Regions from separate parts of the Mus musculus genome. Here region 2 is linked to region 1. A link is a loop called in an ENCODE intact Hi-C map of the cell type or tissue named here. Cell type or tissue: gastrocnemius. All regions are shown on one strand.

Evidence for each region. A loop is a pair of places that touch in the nucleus more often than their neighbours do. Peaks named below come from ENCODE experiments on the same cell type or tissue, not always from the same donor. Only the 100,000 strongest peaks of a DNase experiment are listed, where the experiment ranks them.
Region 2: a loop joins it to region 1, with 5 times the contacts of the local background. A loop is called at or near these places in 13 of 42 quality-filtered maps.

The regions. Positions count from the first base shown.
Region 1 is chr3:65,926,169-65,934,168 of GRCm38, forward strand. Gm35039 (a long non-coding RNA gene) reads right to left here and starts at 2,110. Exons shown (of 2, transcript XR_375721.3): 1 at 1,443-2,110; 2 at 1-394. In gastrocnemius, CTCF peaks have their summits at 3,523 (motif pointing left) and 4,303 (motif pointing left); DNase peaks (open chromatin) are centred at 1,741, 3,472, 3,684, 4,031 and 3 more places; H3K4me3 peaks cover 2,319 bases; H3K27ac peaks cover 3,733 bases.
Region 2 is chr3:64,970,504-64,978,503 of GRCm38, forward strand. It overlaps a transcript of Kcnab1 not described here. Among named protein-coding and RNA genes, the nearest start is that of Gm25222, 80 kb to the left of the region's middle. In gastrocnemius, no CTCF peak of the experiment used is centred here; no DNase peak of the experiment used is centred here; H3K4me3 peaks cover 462 bases; H3K27ac peaks cover 1,358 bases.

The DNA of each region.
Region 1 (8,000 bases):
AGAGGTGGGCAGGAGTGAGCCCTGGTGCTGAAGAGCAGGGCACCATGGGAAGTTTTCTCCATAAGAAAGAGATGGGGTTACCGATCCTCTGAGAGTGTTGGCATGCCGTCTGAAGTCAGACAGAGACATTGAAAGTGAGGAGAAGGTGAGCCCTCCGGTGCTGGGTAAGGCTGAGGTGACTTACTATAGACCACGGAGAGCTCTTTTCAAGAAAGAGATTCCATCCAGAGAGACTAGCTGCTGGAGGAAAGTGACCCTAACAGGACGTTGGGCTCTGATGGAGCACGCTGTGAGAGGATTGTGCAGTGGCTAATCTTGGTTTGGCACCTTGATGGGATTAAGATGGAAAGATGTTCCCTGCATGGGGGTGGCACCATCTCATGGGAATCCATTCCTGGAATGAGTGAAGAGGAGAAACTGTGTGTTCCAGCCCCCTTCTAACTCTGCTTTCTTACAATGAATAGAATGTGACCAGACCAGTCGCCTCACCCTTCCCAGCTGAGAAGTGAGCCTCTAGTTCATTTTGAGACAGGGTCTCTCTGTATCGTGCTGGGTGGGCTGGAACCCACTATGTAGACCAAGCTGACCTTGAACTCACAGAGTTCCCCTGCCTCTGCTTCTCAAGTGAAGGTGCATGTGGCACCACGGCCATTAATTGATTTCCCCCCTCAGCACGATGGATTATCCCCTCAAACTGTAAGCCAAATAAACCCTCTCCCCAAACTGCTTTATGTAGAGTATTTTGTCATAGAGTTGAAAAAGTAACTAGCAAACGAGCCATTATCAAAACAAACTAACAGAAAAAAAAACGTATGAAAGTTCCCATGCCACCCCACACAGAACGGGGCTTGGATATTCACATTTGGGAGCCTCAGGAAAAGGCAGGCGGGCTGCTGCTTTCCAAAAGGCAGAGGAGGAGGCTGACCACTCAGGTGGGAAGCTCAGGCAGACTGACTCTCCGAGCCAGGTGATGAGCTGTCTATCCTTTTCTGCTTAGTCAGAGCCCATAGAGAGGGCCCAGCAGAAAGAAGTCCTTCAGTGACTCCCAGACAGCATGGCATAAAATGGCGACTGAGTCACAGCTGCCTGGGGTCGTGGCCAGACCTTCCCAGGCCCTGCATGGTGATTCTCTCTGATCCTCTTGGAGCAGTGAGGCTTAGGGAGCTGTCACAGAATGCTAGGAACAAAAGGAACCTCAGACATGGTGTCTCCGACATTCTGCCAACCTTCTCCAATATATGACCTCACTGGCAGTTGGGTTTTTTTTCCCAGCTACTGTGATAAATCACAATGTTGGGAGGCTACAGCAGTTCTGCTCATGTTCAGAGCTAACGTTTCCTTTCTGCCTTCGACCTCACAGGCCCTGGAAAGGTGCTCCAGTTCCCACAGAGCCCTTCCAGCTCCTTCCATCTCCGTTTTTCTGGGTAGCGTTCTTGGCTTACCAGCGAGAGCTCTAGGTTATTAAGCAGGAACACGGCGCTTCCTGTTTCTGCCCTCCAGCGTTGTTCAGCATGGTGGCTCTCCCTGGGATTTGACAAACCCCTCCCAGGTTCTTTCCAGTGCCAGTGCGAGGAGTCCAAGATCATCTCCAAGTCCCCCTTGAATTCTGGATGCTGCCGCCCTCTGAGGCCTCACTTAGAAGCTGACTCAGCTGCAGGAGGCTGGGCTAGTGCCTGACTGCCTGCCCTCCCAGGAAGGTGCTGAGCCCACAGCCTGAGGAATGCCCAGGCCGTCTGCCAAGAGTTCCTTCCTTTTTCATGATCCAGTTCCTTCGTTCCTCATCTCCCAGTCTTGAACTACACTCAACAGTCCCCTGCGGGCAGCGGTGGCAGTGTGGAGGTGGCAGGGAACTGAACTGTGTCTCCAGCCCAGTATCCCTGGGACAGTTCCTCCCCAGCGGGACCTGCCTGGTTAGATCAGCCCTAGGTCATCCTGCTTGACCCTGAGCAGAGGTAGTGTCCATTGGTGACAGTCACCTCTGACCCATGAGGATGATTGACAGTGTTTAAGATGCCATCGACCTCAATTTTCTAGGCCTCTAGCTGAAGGCTCTCCACCTGCCTCAGGCCTGGCTCTATTTTTGCCACCAACTCCTTCCTCCCAGAACTTTTTTGGCTCCTTCTTAAAAAAAAAAAGAAAGAAATGGGTCTGGAGAGATAGTTCATTGGTTAAGAGCGCTTGTTGCTCTTGCAGAAGACCCAGGTTTGATTCCCAGCACCCACATGGGTGGCTCACAGCCATCTGTAACTCCAGTTTCAGGGGTCCCGGCATCTTTTGGCCTCCAGGGCACTACATATATGTGGTACACCGTCATACATGCACACAAACCACATGCACACATTTTTTTTTAATTAAAAAAATTAAAACAAACTAGACAAGGTTGCGTCTTGCTGTATCTACTTCAGAATTAGTTGACATTTTATGCTTCCCCCTAAGGAAACAAACAATACTGCTCTTATTTTTTCCTTGTAGATTTAACATCCCCTTCACTTTCTCAGAATGAAATTGAGCGCCAGTTATCTGTACAGTAAGAAAGCTCCTCATAGTGTGCAGAGTCCAGCAAGGACTTTGCCCTTCTTCCTGGTTTTCCTCTCTCCTGGGTGTGTGTGCCCCTGAGAGAAGGGTAGGGGGAGAATGACACTCAGGAGAGGGAAAGTGGGGGCAGGAGGCACACACACACACACACACAGTGCCGACCTATTGTTCCTGAGGTGCTGGCTACACTCATTGGGGCAGCACCCTGGATATTCCTCCCAGGGGGCCAGAAAACTGCTTCCCCAAGATCAGATCATTTAGTGCCTGTGTTTTGTCTTCTGGCCTTTTCTTCTTCAATAATAGCCTTTCCTGATTATTCAGTCTGTGCACCGTGTATTCCTCCCTGTTCCCTTAGCAAAGAGAATTGCCCTTTGTGCTCAGCTCCTGGGGGAGGGAACTGAGTGAATCTCCCACCTGCTCAGGGTCAAAGAAAGCTTGGCCCCAGGGAGGCAGGGTGAGGGGTCTGAGTCTAGAATACAATCTCCTCTGGTGAAGTGTAAAAGACAGAGCTAAGCTGTGGGGCCCTTGAAGCTACAGCTTGCGGGGAGGGGGGGGGGCATGGAAGGACTGAACTAGGCGACCATTGCAAAAACTACCGCTGTCCTCCTGGTTTCTGCCCTCATCTATTTTACAGTACCTGGTTTATCCAAGGCTCTGAGAGATGAGTTTCCCAGGAGGAGCCAGGATCCCGGTGGGCTCCGCCTCTGCCACTCTGTGACCTCATATGACACTGACCCTCCCAGGGTAAGCCTCCCTCCCCTGGCCCCCGGGGTGGGGTAAGAACTCCTGCCCCACCCTCCAGTTTCCTGGGCCTGATGTGAGAAGCAAACCCAACAGAGTGAGGAAACGTTGTGTGAAGCCAAAGCTCTTTGTGAGTCAGAGGTGGAGTCTCCTGTCTTTCCCCATAGTTTACCAGCCACCTCCCCCACACACACCCAACTACCCACAAGCATCTGGTGACCGCGTGCTGTCCCCTAGTGGCCAAACTGCACCCAATTCATTTCAGTGAAAGTCATACGAAAAAGTAAATTCGTTGTGAAAAAGAATAACAAATAAAAAACGACAGAAACGAGCCCAAGATGCAGTCAAAAAGCTCAGAAGATCACCAGGTGATCTTAAACCTAAGACTGAAGACTAGGAGAGCTCGCCCTTCCTGGCCAGCTCCCAGCTGCTGCCCTCTAGGCTAAGCCTGGGGGAAGCCTTCAGACACCAGGCAGGGGCCTTCCCCAGTACGGTCCACACTTCCCCAAGACAAGATCAAGAAACGGGGGAGAAATGAAAGTTAGTGGCTGCTCTTCCTCAGCTCTTTCAAAGTCCCCCAAGAATACAAAACACTTGGCGTGTATCCTTTTCTCTGTTGATATTGAGACATCAGTTGTCTGGAGAGGCGCTCCAGTAGATCAGAACTAAATGAGCCATGTGTTCTGGGCGCTCTGAGAGAGCTTCCTCGGATGTGATCTCGCTGGCTGCTCACAGCCTCGAGGTAGGACTGCCTCGTGTGAACCTGGGCGGTCACATGCATGCTGGGGAGGGAAGAACCTTCTTCCCTATGCTCCTTCGCTTGCTCCGTGTGCTGTGCTGGGATGAGAAGAGGCTGCAGGGTGGAGAGGAAAACGTACCACAAAACAACGACAATAACAACAACAACAACCAAAACCAAAAAACAAACAAACAAACAAAAAACCACACAACAAAACAAAACACAAACAACAAAACCCACAGCCTTTTCCTTCATACCTGTGCAATAATCTTGTCAACAGTCGCCCTCTAGTGTCGGTGAATGTAACTGACCTGCTCACGTGCTTTCCCTTCTCTGCAATAGATTTACAGTGAATCAAGCGCTTCTCCTCTCACCTCCTCTTCCCTCTGCTCCCCCCCCCTTTCCCGTTCCTTCCTCTCCCCCCTCATTCTCTCCCCCACCCAGTTTTTTTTTTTTCCTGTTGGTGATGGTGGTAGGGTGGTGGTGGTGGTGTTTTTTAAGTACGGAGGGAAGTAAGGTCTCATTATATAGTTCACATGGGCTTTGAATTTGCCTCAGCCTCGAGAGGGCTACGACCACAAGAGTGCACCACCCTGCCTGGAACAGTCATGCAACCGATTCCCAGCTTTAAAACTCTATTTCCGGCCTAATGACTACAACAGGCTCTACATCTCCTGTCCTGAGCAGATGGCATAATGGGCTTCAGATGCCCACAACAGATCAGGGAGGATCTTGTCAACTTGGTGCCAAGTAGTGCATGGCTTTCATAATACCGGCAAGCAGCGCACAGGACAGGCACAGAGGCCCCAGGGACTCACAAAACCACGAACAAGCCATTGTATCACCTGTTCCAGGCCTGGGTTCCTGAGGACTCCTGTTCAACCCTCTGATGTTATTGAAAAAAAAAATTAATCTCAATCAGGGGCCTTTGATTATTCAATTCCCAGGTAGAAGACACACATGAACTTTAATTTATAATAAGCCTTTATCAGCACTAAAGCTGGGCAGATATCTACCCTCAATGCTATTAGAATCTACTTTCCTATCGATAACCCCTGGTTCTTACTTTGTTCCATCTGGGTTTCTCTTAACTCCGATTGCATAGCCCCCACGGCCATGATTTTAAGATCCTTACCCCATAGCATCTTCTCTCCACCTTCCTATCTCCCTCATGGTTCTCCTCCAACCTCAAGCCTGGGACCCCCTAAGCCCTGCCTATCTCAGTTCTGCCCAGCCATAGGCTGTAGGCATCTTTATTCACCAATCAGGAATTACTTGGGGGGCAAGGTCACATAGCACCAGGTGGGACTATGTGCACACTCTCTCATCTCTGGGGGCAATCAGGCCTTGGGGGCTGCCCAATATTTAGCTTTACAATACAAAGCAGCAGCAGTCCAACTGACTGAACTCTACATCACAGCACATCATTATCCACAAAGTTCACTGTACGCTCAAGAAACTAATTGCCAGATGAAGTCAGTTCAGCATCATCCCGGAGCACATGTGGACCATGGGCTGCATGGACTGACTGTACACCCTTGCATGTGAGTCATGACAGTTCCTGTAAACACACAGAAAGCCTTCTTCCCGCTCTTGCCTCTCAGAGAGGCATCTAGTGAGGTCATGGCTGGGTCCTTGCTCAGTCTTCTCAGGCTGTGAAAACACGTTTCACAAACATCTGTGCGCCGTTTCAGATCCCTCAGGAAAACCTTGCAAGGTAGGACGGTTTGTCCTGCTCTAGGTATTAGTTAGGACATCGAGTTCAGAAAGGTTAAGAGTCTTGCACAAGATCACAAGGTTGATGAGGAAAGGGCCGATTCATATGAGCTCCAGAAAAAAGGTCCTCCTTGGTAATGACAGCGTTTCTGACCAAGGACAATTGTGGACACTTTGAGGTGGAGTATGACCCTGATAGTGTCTTAGGTGAGACATGTCACAGATTAGATTTGCAAATCAAGCCATCAGGTAATTTAGCTATGCATAGGTGTGACTGGAGACAGAATGCTCATCGTTCCAATTTCATCCCTATGTCAGCCCTATGGCTGAATCTGTCTGTCTGCCACAAACAGATGTGTGAGCAGATGTGGCCTAGCTTACCACGTAAGAATGCAGAAACCCCAGGCTTAGGGACTAGGTGGTTTAAATTCCACTTCTGCTGGGCTAGAGAGGTGGGTGGCTCAGCAGTTAAGAGCACTAGCGTCTCTTCATGAAGACAGAGCTCTTCCGGAGGACCAGGTTTGATTCCCAGCACCTACATGGTGACACACAGCCTTCACTATCTCTACTTCCATAGTATCTGGAGCCCTTTCCTGGCCTCCTCAGGAATTGCAATGCATGTTGTGCACGGACATACATACTGGCAAAACACCCATACACATAAAGTATTTAAAAATGAGGCAAAAAAAAAAAAAAGCCTACTTGTGCTATATCTTAAGGGTAGGGGGAAGGTACATATATTGTAGGACAGGGATGGCAAATGAGGAGAAGTCGAGAGGATGAGTCCAGGACAGCCAGGTCATGTTATGCAGAGCAATCCTGTCTCGAAAGACAAAAACAAACACATGGCTTTTAAGGCCCTGACCATGAGTAAAACATAACCATTCCTAGGAGGTGATGGCTCTTCACATGGCTTAAAGAGACAGTGGGGGCAGGGGGAGCCCTTGCTCTGAAGCAAAAGTTTGTCTGTACACAGGGTCTTAGCTAAGCCACTCATAGACTAGCCAGTGAGGAAATAATGTAACTCTATGTAGTACTAGTCTCTGCACTTTTATAATGTAACTATGTAGTACTAGTCTCTGCACTTTTATAATGTAACTATTTAGTACTAGTCCATGCACTTTTATAATGTAACTATGTAGTACTAGTCTATGCACTTTTATAATGTAACCATGTAATACTAGTCTATGCACTTTTATAATGTAACTATGTAGTACTAGTCTATGCACTTTTATAATGTAACCATGTAATACTAGTCTATGCACTTTTATAATGTAACTATGTAGTACTAATCTCTGCACTTTTATAATGTAACTATGTAGTACTAGTCTACAAACTTTTACAATGTATCTCTATGTAGTACTCGGCTACACACTTTCAGATGTCTGATCTCACATAATGTTTGCAGTAGCCCAGTTTCCATGTTGGCAGTGGTCACACCCAGTTACAGTAGTAGTTCCACTTAACACAGAAATCTAGTAGAAGTGTTCTCTCCTCCTTTTTCTCCTCCTCCCCCTTTCTGGCTGTTAGATGATCTTTTACTGAAATAATGTCTTTTGTATTTTGTGAACTAGCTGGTTGTTCTGCTGTTAATGTCATCTATAATGTTATGAGGGTGGCAGCCACTGCTGACACTATAGCATAAGGACTGTGCTGGACCAAGGATTTCTTAAATAGTTCAAGCAAGTTCTCTAGCTAAGGACCAATCAGTGCCGCACATGTCCAACAATCTCTTCAAAAGCGGCATTTCCACTGGGTTTAGTCATTTTCTGTTTGTTTCTGTCTCCTGGTGGTTCCTTGGGGTCATTGAGATGAGAAAGGAGGCAAAAGATACCATTGAGTCAGGGTCTGTCTGTCCTGACGATCCTCACTCTGGGTCAGACCTGAATGATCAGCTGCACTGTAATTCTCAGGTCATTCCACTTATCAACTATCTTAGTAATGTTATCACCAACCTTTCGTGGAGACAGACCCAGGGCCTGACCTTGGGAGCCAGAGCAATGCGGTGCCAACCCTGCCAGCGAAGCATTGCCAAGACATGGCTTGGGTCCAGCTGAGGTTGGAATAACAGAGATGACTGATGTCTGGTGATCCCTAATTCAAGACAATTGAAGAAAGTCACACCTTGACACCACCTCATCTTGTCTCAGCAGTGCCCTGTTCTTGACATCAACATAATTCTGGCACTTAAGAACTTCCTTCTAGGTCTAAGAGTGGGATTAACTTTGATCTAATGTTCAGAACTTCTGGTACAAAGCAAGGACTCATG
Region 2 (8,000 bases), 960 kb before region 1:
GCTATTATAAATAAGGCTGCTATGAACATAGTGGAGCATGTGTCCTTCTTACCTGTTGGGGCATCTTCTGGATATATGCCCAGGAGAGGTATTGCTGGATCCTCCGGTAGTACTATGTCCAATTTTCTGAGGAACCGCCAGACTGATTTCCAGAGTGGTTGTACAAGCCTGCACTCCCACCAACAATGGAGGAGTGTTCCTCTTTCTCCATATCCTCGCCAGCATCTGCTGTCACCTGAATTTTTGATCTTAGCCATTCTGACTGGTGTGAGGTGGAATCTCAGGGTTGTTTTGATTTGCATTTCCCTGATGATTAAGGATGTTGAACATTTTTTCAAGTGCTTCTCTGCCATTCGGTATTCCTCAGGTGAGAATTCTTTGTTCAGTTCTGAGCCCCATTTTTTAATGGGGTTATTTGATTTTCTGAAGTCCACCTTCTTGAGTTCTTTATATATGTTGGATATTAGTCCCCTATCTGATTTAGGATAGGTAAAGATCCTTTCCCAATCTGTTGGTGGTCTTTTTGTCTTATTGACAGTGTCTTTTGCCTTGCAGAAACTTTTGGAGTTTCATTAGGTCCCATTTGTCAATTCTCGATCTTACAGCACAAGCCATTGCTGTTCTGTTCAGGAATTTTTCCCCTGTGCCCATATCTTCAAGGCTTTTCCCCACTTTCTCCTCTATAAGTTTCAGTGTCTCTGGTTTTATGTGAAGATCCTTGATCCACTTAGATTTGACCTTAGTACAAGGAGATAAGTATGGATCGATTCGCATTCTTCTACACGATAACAACCAGTTGTGCCAGCACCAATTGTTGAAAATGCTGTCTTTCTTCCACTGGATGGTTTTAGCTCCCTTGTCGAAGATCAAGTGACCATAGGTGTGTGGGTTCATTTCTAGGTCTTCAATTCTATTCCATTGGTCTACTTGTCTGTCTCTATACCAGTACCATGCAGTTTTTATCACAATTGCTCTGTAGTAAAGCTTTAGGTCTGGCATGGTGATTCCGCCAGAAGTTCTTTTATCCTTGAGAAGACTTTTTGCTATCCTAGGTTTTTTGTTATTCCAGACAAATTTGCAAATTGCTCCTTCCAATTCGTTGAAGAATTGAGTTGGAATTTTGATGGGGATTGCATTGAATCTGTAGATTGCTTTTGGCAAGATAGCCATTTTTACAATGTTGATCCTGCCAATCCATGAGCATGGGAGATCTTTCCATCTTCTGAGATCTTCCTTAATTTCTTTCTTCAGAGATTTGAAGTTTTTATCATACAGATCTTTCACTTCCTTAGTTAGAGTCACACCAAGATATTTTATATTATTTGTGACTATTGAGAAGGGTGTTGTTTCCCTAATTTCTTTCTCAGCCTGTTTATTCTTTGTATAGAGAAAGGCCATTGACTTGTTTGAGTTTATTTTATATCCAGCTACTTCACCGAAGCTGTTTATCAGGTTTAGGAGTTCTCTGGTAGAATTTTTAGGGTCACTTATATATACTATCATATCATCTGCAAAAAGTGATATTTTGACTTCCTCTTTTCCAATTTGTATCCCCTTGATCTCCTTTTGTTGTCGAATTGCTCTGGCTAATACTTCAAGTACTATGTTGAAAAGGTAGGGAGAAAGTGGGCAGCCTTGTCGTTAGATGATTTTTATTTTAACTTTTTTGTTTGGTTGTTTTTTTGTTTTTCGAGACAGGGTTTCTCTCTGTGTAGCCCTGGCTATCCTGGAACTCGCTTTGTAGACCAGGCTGGCCTCGAACTCAGAAATCTGCCTGCCTCTGCCTCCCAAGTGCTGGGATTAACGGCATGTGCCACCACGCTCAGCTAATATATTACCTTTTTAAAAAGATGAAATGTACCTTAAGGTTGTTCAACTGTATAGAATGTGCCTTGGGAATGAGTAGAAGCATTTGGTTCTTGAGCTTTGGATTTTGGATTCTGCCCTCTCCCCGCCCCCATTCCTCTGTGGTCTCTTGTTGATGTTGACTTTTCTCACAGATTTCAGAATGCCTGGTCGTAGTGGCTCTTTTCATCTAATATTCTAACTTTACTTGATTGAGGAATAGGAAACAAAGAAGTCAGCCATGCTTAAATTATGTTAAAGAAAGACCATTAGGCCAGGGATGGTGTCACGAGCCTTTAATCCCAGAACTGGGGAAGCAGAGGCAGGTGGATGTCTGAGTTACTAACTCAGTCCTTCCTCTCTTTGTAGTAACATGAATCTGTCTGGAAGAGTGACAGGCCCTTAAGTCACCTCAGATTGACGTTTATTTGGAGGATCCCTTCTGAGATTTTAGAGAAGCCAAACATTTAGAACTCACTTTTCCAAAATGTTGATGGGAGGCCACTTTTATTTTGATTTTGTAAATGCCTCACCCAACAGAGGATTCCATCAGAAGTTGGCAAAGGGAATTACCCATTTCTCATTCATAGTAGACCTGGGGATTTTCCGCTGGTTTATGCACTATTGCCTTGGAACACTATTATGTTCAGTAGCTGAGCATTTATAATTATGATATGGCGAAAGGACATTTCAAGAGTCAGCCTGTAAACTGGGGTCATAGCTTAGTTAATAAAGTGTGTGTTGCCCAAGCATTGAGGTCTGCCTGTATCCTAGCGCCAGGGAGGTGGAGACAGGAGCAAGAGCCCTAGGATTTGCTGACCAGCCAACCAATCAGAATCAGTGAGCTTCTACTTCAGTGAGGAAAATGTTCTCAAAAAATAACACAGGGAGAGAGAGAGAAGAGAGAGAAAGCCTTATGTATTTAGATATTTAAATACATAAACTGATTTAGCTTATTCAGACACCTGGAATTAGGTCTTTGGTGACATTTCTTGCTGTGGATATCTGATCTCCCCTTTGTTGAGTGTAGTTGTTTGGATCATTGTTTGCTGTTACCCCAATTTGTCAGGTTGTGAACCAGGTGACAAGTGCTTGGTGTTTAGTCTTGGGGCTACTAAATGTTACTTTCTGAATGGGGTGTCAGAGTCGTCTCAGACTGGCTAGGAATAACTTCACCTTATGAACCTAAGAATAAATCTTCCATAGGCTTAGTAGATGCTCTCTGATAATATTCAGGCATGTGTAGAGGCCTCTCTGCTGGGCTTTACAGGCAACTCTGGAGTCACAGATTACCCTCAAGGTGTGAGTGTCAGATGGAGTGACTGACAGGCAGGTAGAAGGGAGGATGAGTCCAGGCAACTTACTGGAAGTTCTGCTTTGATCAATGTTAGCACAGGGATGAAGCAAAAAAGAGGCACAAACTCCCTGTTCTAGAAACTACCTCTTTCTCCATTTTATCTCAGAGTCTTCTCTGAGGGAGACTTCCACTGACTCTAATGTTCCCGCTCTGGGAGGAACCACATTCAAAGCCCCAAAGTTGAATGTGAACAGTACTCTCCATTATGTGATAGAAGCAGAGAGGCGACATCACTTGGGAATCCCAATTTCTCTGAAATTTCATTCTACCATGTGGTTTCTTTCTTGGTCTTTCAAGACTTTGTGATCTTTTATTTCTCCCTGGAATCCAAAGCTTTGGCTTCTAAGACAAGAAGGGCTAGACTAGGTAGAGCTCACAATTAAGCTGATCAAACCATTATTAACTATGAGATACTGAAAGTGTCAAAGCATGTGTGCTATAATGGACATTACACGCTTGTGTCAGATACTAGTCTCCCCTCAAAGTGCTGACCTACTAGACAGGGTGAAAATGGGCACATGCAGAAAGAGGTTCCTAACACTCTCAAATGGCACTTCGGAACTCTGAGCTTCCCAAAGTAGTACAAGTACTACTGGTGGGCAAAGGGTTAGCAAGATGTGGAGTAGCAGGCACTTTTGAGTCATATCATAAACAACATATTCCTATTTCTTTCCATTTTTTTCAGCACTTCTGATTGCCTGCACAAAAAGTAAAGGGAAGAAAAGTGCCAGATTCGCACTGAACCATCTCAAAATTATCTTTGTAGTGCCTTTTAATTTCCTTTTTAAAAAGAAGAAGTTTAAACTCTAGTTCAGTGTCTTTGGAGACCATCAGTGTTCACTTGAAAATTAATAAAATTCCTTATTTTGGTTATATGTTGCAAGGATAAGCTTTCCTTACTAAATACCTTACTATAGGCTACTATAACCAGTCAGCAGAACTGAAAGCCTCTGATGCTAACTGTTGTCAGCTATGCCTGCCTTGGCATAGAGAACTTTTCCAATAGAAACGTAGACAAAAGAGAATCTTGGTGCCTGACAGCTATAGAGGAAAGTAAAGAGTGGGGGAAAGTAAGACAAAGCTGGAGGGAACTTCATTAGAGGCACTGGAAATGCTCCTAATGATAGAGAGTTTGGTATGTATAGTATTTCTTCAGAAAGAACAGAGATCATGATGTGCAGAAGCCGGGGGCCCAGGGGGCGTGTGTGTGTGTGTGTGTGTGTGTGTGCGTGTGTGTGTGTGTATGTATGCAGTTTTCCTCAAGTGGAACCAGCAAGCCTGATAGAACAGTCTGCAGCATGAGGCTGTGGGCCTGGAATAGGTTCCTGGAAGTAGAAGCAAAAGGAGAAGAAACCAAATGGCCTCCTTTAAGCGAGAGAGGCAGCCTGAAGATCTTTAGTATTAACAGAGACAGCACTGAAGAGTCAGTTGCTCAGGACACTGAAAGAGCATCACATCTGATCTTGCACAGAGCTCACACTGGGAACAGTGACAGATTCAAGCCAGGCTAGAGAGAGTTCTTCAGCGCTATTATTTCTGCAATAAAGCCTAAGTGCAGACATTGGAATCTTGTGAAAAACACCATGTCCGGCAAAGGTCATCACCAAATGTATTAGGGTTTCTATTGCTGCTACAAAATACAAAATATCTAAAAAAGCAAGTTGGGGCAGAAATAGTTTATTTGATGTAAACTTCTGTATTCCTGTTCATGATGAAAGGTCAGGACAGTAACTTAAACAGGGCAGGAACCTGGAGTTCGAAGCTGATGCAGAGTCCATGAAGGGGTGTTACTTACTGACTTGTGCCATGACTTGCTCTGCCTGCTTTTTTATGGAACCCAGGACCACCAGACACGAGTTGTCACCACCCACAATGAGCTGGGACCTCCCCAGTTAATCATGAGTTGAGAAAATGCCATAAAGGCTTGCATGAAGCCAGATCTTATGGAGGCATTTTCTTAATTGATGTTCCTTCTTCTCAAATAACTCCAGCTGTGTCAAGTTGACATAAAATGATCCAGCATACCAAACTCAACCAAAAACACGCCCTTAAGCTGAACTCTATGTTCCTAGTAGAAATCAACAACTCTATTTCCCGTATTTAAGGATGCAATATCCAACTTGAGTTAAAAGCATGGTTTGCCAGGAAGTTCAGAGCAAAGGGAAGGACTGACTGAATTCTTTCCTGCCTGGGACTATTATTTACAGTATCTGAGAATTGGAAGCCTTTGAGATACCTGACTTTTAGGGAGATGTTTATAGTGTAGGTCCCTAGCCCCAGAAAAGCAGAATAAAGGGTGCTGGATACCATGGGAGGTACACAAAGCTAAGGGAAGAAGTCAAAAGCATATAATTGATTCTTGTTTAGTGTGGTGTTCTGTGACATGGCACGGTGTAGTGTGACATGGTGTGGATATAACACGGCTTAGCATTTGCCACAGTCTGAATGCAGAGATCAGAGAGCAGTTTGTGGAATTGGTTCTCTCCTTCCCCTTTGTGGGTTCTGGAGACTCAAAAGTCAGGTCATTAGGCTCACAAACTTGTCCCTGCTGCTGCATCACCATGCAGGCTCAGATCAATTATTTTTCATACTGTGGCGATCAACTTTGAGTGATCTTCTTTCATTCAGTTGTGATTTGGGTGACAAATCTAAGAATTCTTCATGCAATTAAAGATTTCCTTCTGTTGGACCAGAAAGATGGTGCTTGCTGCCAAAACCCAAGAGCTGAGTTTGACACCTACAACAAACAAGATGGGAAGAGCTGACTCTTGCAAGATGTCCTTACACCTGTGCTTGCATGCACACACACACATATAAAGGAACAGTAAATAAAGACATGTAAAAAATTCTTTTCTCCTGTTTTTATAGTTTCAAATGTACTTCTGGGTCATGATTCATTTTGAGTTAATGCTTATACAAACATAAAACTTAATCCTGATATTCACTTATCTTTGCTTTAAAAGTTATTATGTGTGTGTATCTGTGTGGGCATGTGTACATGAGTGCATGAGCCTCTAGCATCCAAAGGTAGACATCAGATTCCCTGAAGCTGGGATTTCAGGTGGTTGTGAACCTCTCAATGTGATACTGGGAACCAAACCTTGGTCCCTGTAAGAGCAGTAAGCTCTTATACTGCTGAGCCATCTCTCCAGCCCAGATTTATGTATCTTCTTTTTTTTGTTTTGTTATTTTGCTATCCTTATAAATATCCAGTTGCTATGTCTATTGAAATCTCTATCATTCCTTCTAGCCTTTAAAAAAAAATCCTTGTCCATATTTGTATGAGCCTTCTGTTTCTTATCTACACTTCATTGATTTTTTTTATCATTTGACAGAAACAACTAAAAAAAAAAGAAAAAGTTAATGGACATTTTACCTAAATGACTCCTGCCATAGCAGTTTATTAGTTTATGAAGAATTTGATGTTTTACAGAGGAATACTGATGCATTAATGAATCATTCCCAAGGCTTTATGGTAACAGATCTGGCTGGTGTCCTACCATAATATTTTTTCAACCTAAATAGAAAGACATGGGAAAACAAGCCCATTTTTTTCCCCTAGAGCCAATACATAGTTGTCTTACGTTTGACTCTGAGACTTTTAAAGAGAAGAGAAAGGCTGTTGGCTCCCATCAGGCTCTTTTCTGCCCAAGCCTTGGCAGAGACACACAACCAACAACCCTTCTGGGGGCCATGGGAGTCTGCTCAGATTAAAATAATAAAACAGGAGACCTAAAGAAAGCAAGCTGGTTCTTTTTAGGGACCAACCAAATCAAGATAGCCTGAGTTAGCCTCAGCCAGATTTAAAGCTAAGAGCTGTGAACTTTTTGTCTCTGAAGGCTTTTGAACCATGCATCTTTATAAACCTGCCTGTGCAGACATGCCCAGTCCAAAGCTGGGTCTGCCCAAATCCAGTGAATCAGCCCTAAAATGCCGGCGGCACTTAGCACTGACCAAGACTCAGCCTCAGGGAGCCTGCTGGCCTGTTAGACCAAGTGGAACTACAGAATGGAAATGCCTGGAGAAGTTTCTACGCGTCCATGGAGTTTCATTGAAGGAAACCACCAAGGCAAAGACAGGCATGGCATACAGGTACTGTTGATTGCAATAGAACCCAACCAGAAACTGTACTGAGTTCAAAGCTCATTGCTGTTAAAGAATAAAGATTGAAATAGCAAGGCAGATGCTAGGAGGAAGAGAAGAACAAATGCAATGAGACTTTTTCTTGAGTTCTTTTGTTTGCTTGGGTTTACTTTGAATTATATCTCTCTCCGCTCAAAGGGTTTCACAAAGAGAGAGTCAAGCACACCTGTTGAAGGTCTTGTGATCACCTGTGGAAGGAAGTCTATGTGCTCCTAGAAGAAATAGTTTTGGCTCTGAGGAATTAGGTGATTGAGCATCTTGAAATGAGGAATGTGGACTCCGCTCTTCTTAAAGCTGAGCAGAGTGTTTTCCAATGTCTGTCCAGGCTTCCACTGTTATTTTCATTTAAGCCTAAATCATGTGGGCTGTGCTAACGGTTAACAAACTAGTTCAAGTTCTCCTTGAAAGGACAGTGCTTTTTACCAACACAGTCTAAGATAAATCTCCTATTCTGCACTGGCCATTCAATTTGTGAATAAAAGAGAGAGGTTATTTTTCTCTCTTGGTATGAAGTAGAGTGGGTATTTATCAATTGCTCCAAGAAGGTGTCATTTGTTTTTTAAGTAATTTGTTCAGGCCTTCTGTAAGTCAGCCAGCGGCTGCTGAGCCTGTACACAAGGCATTCCTCCTCCAGAGACTGGAGACTGATTAGAAC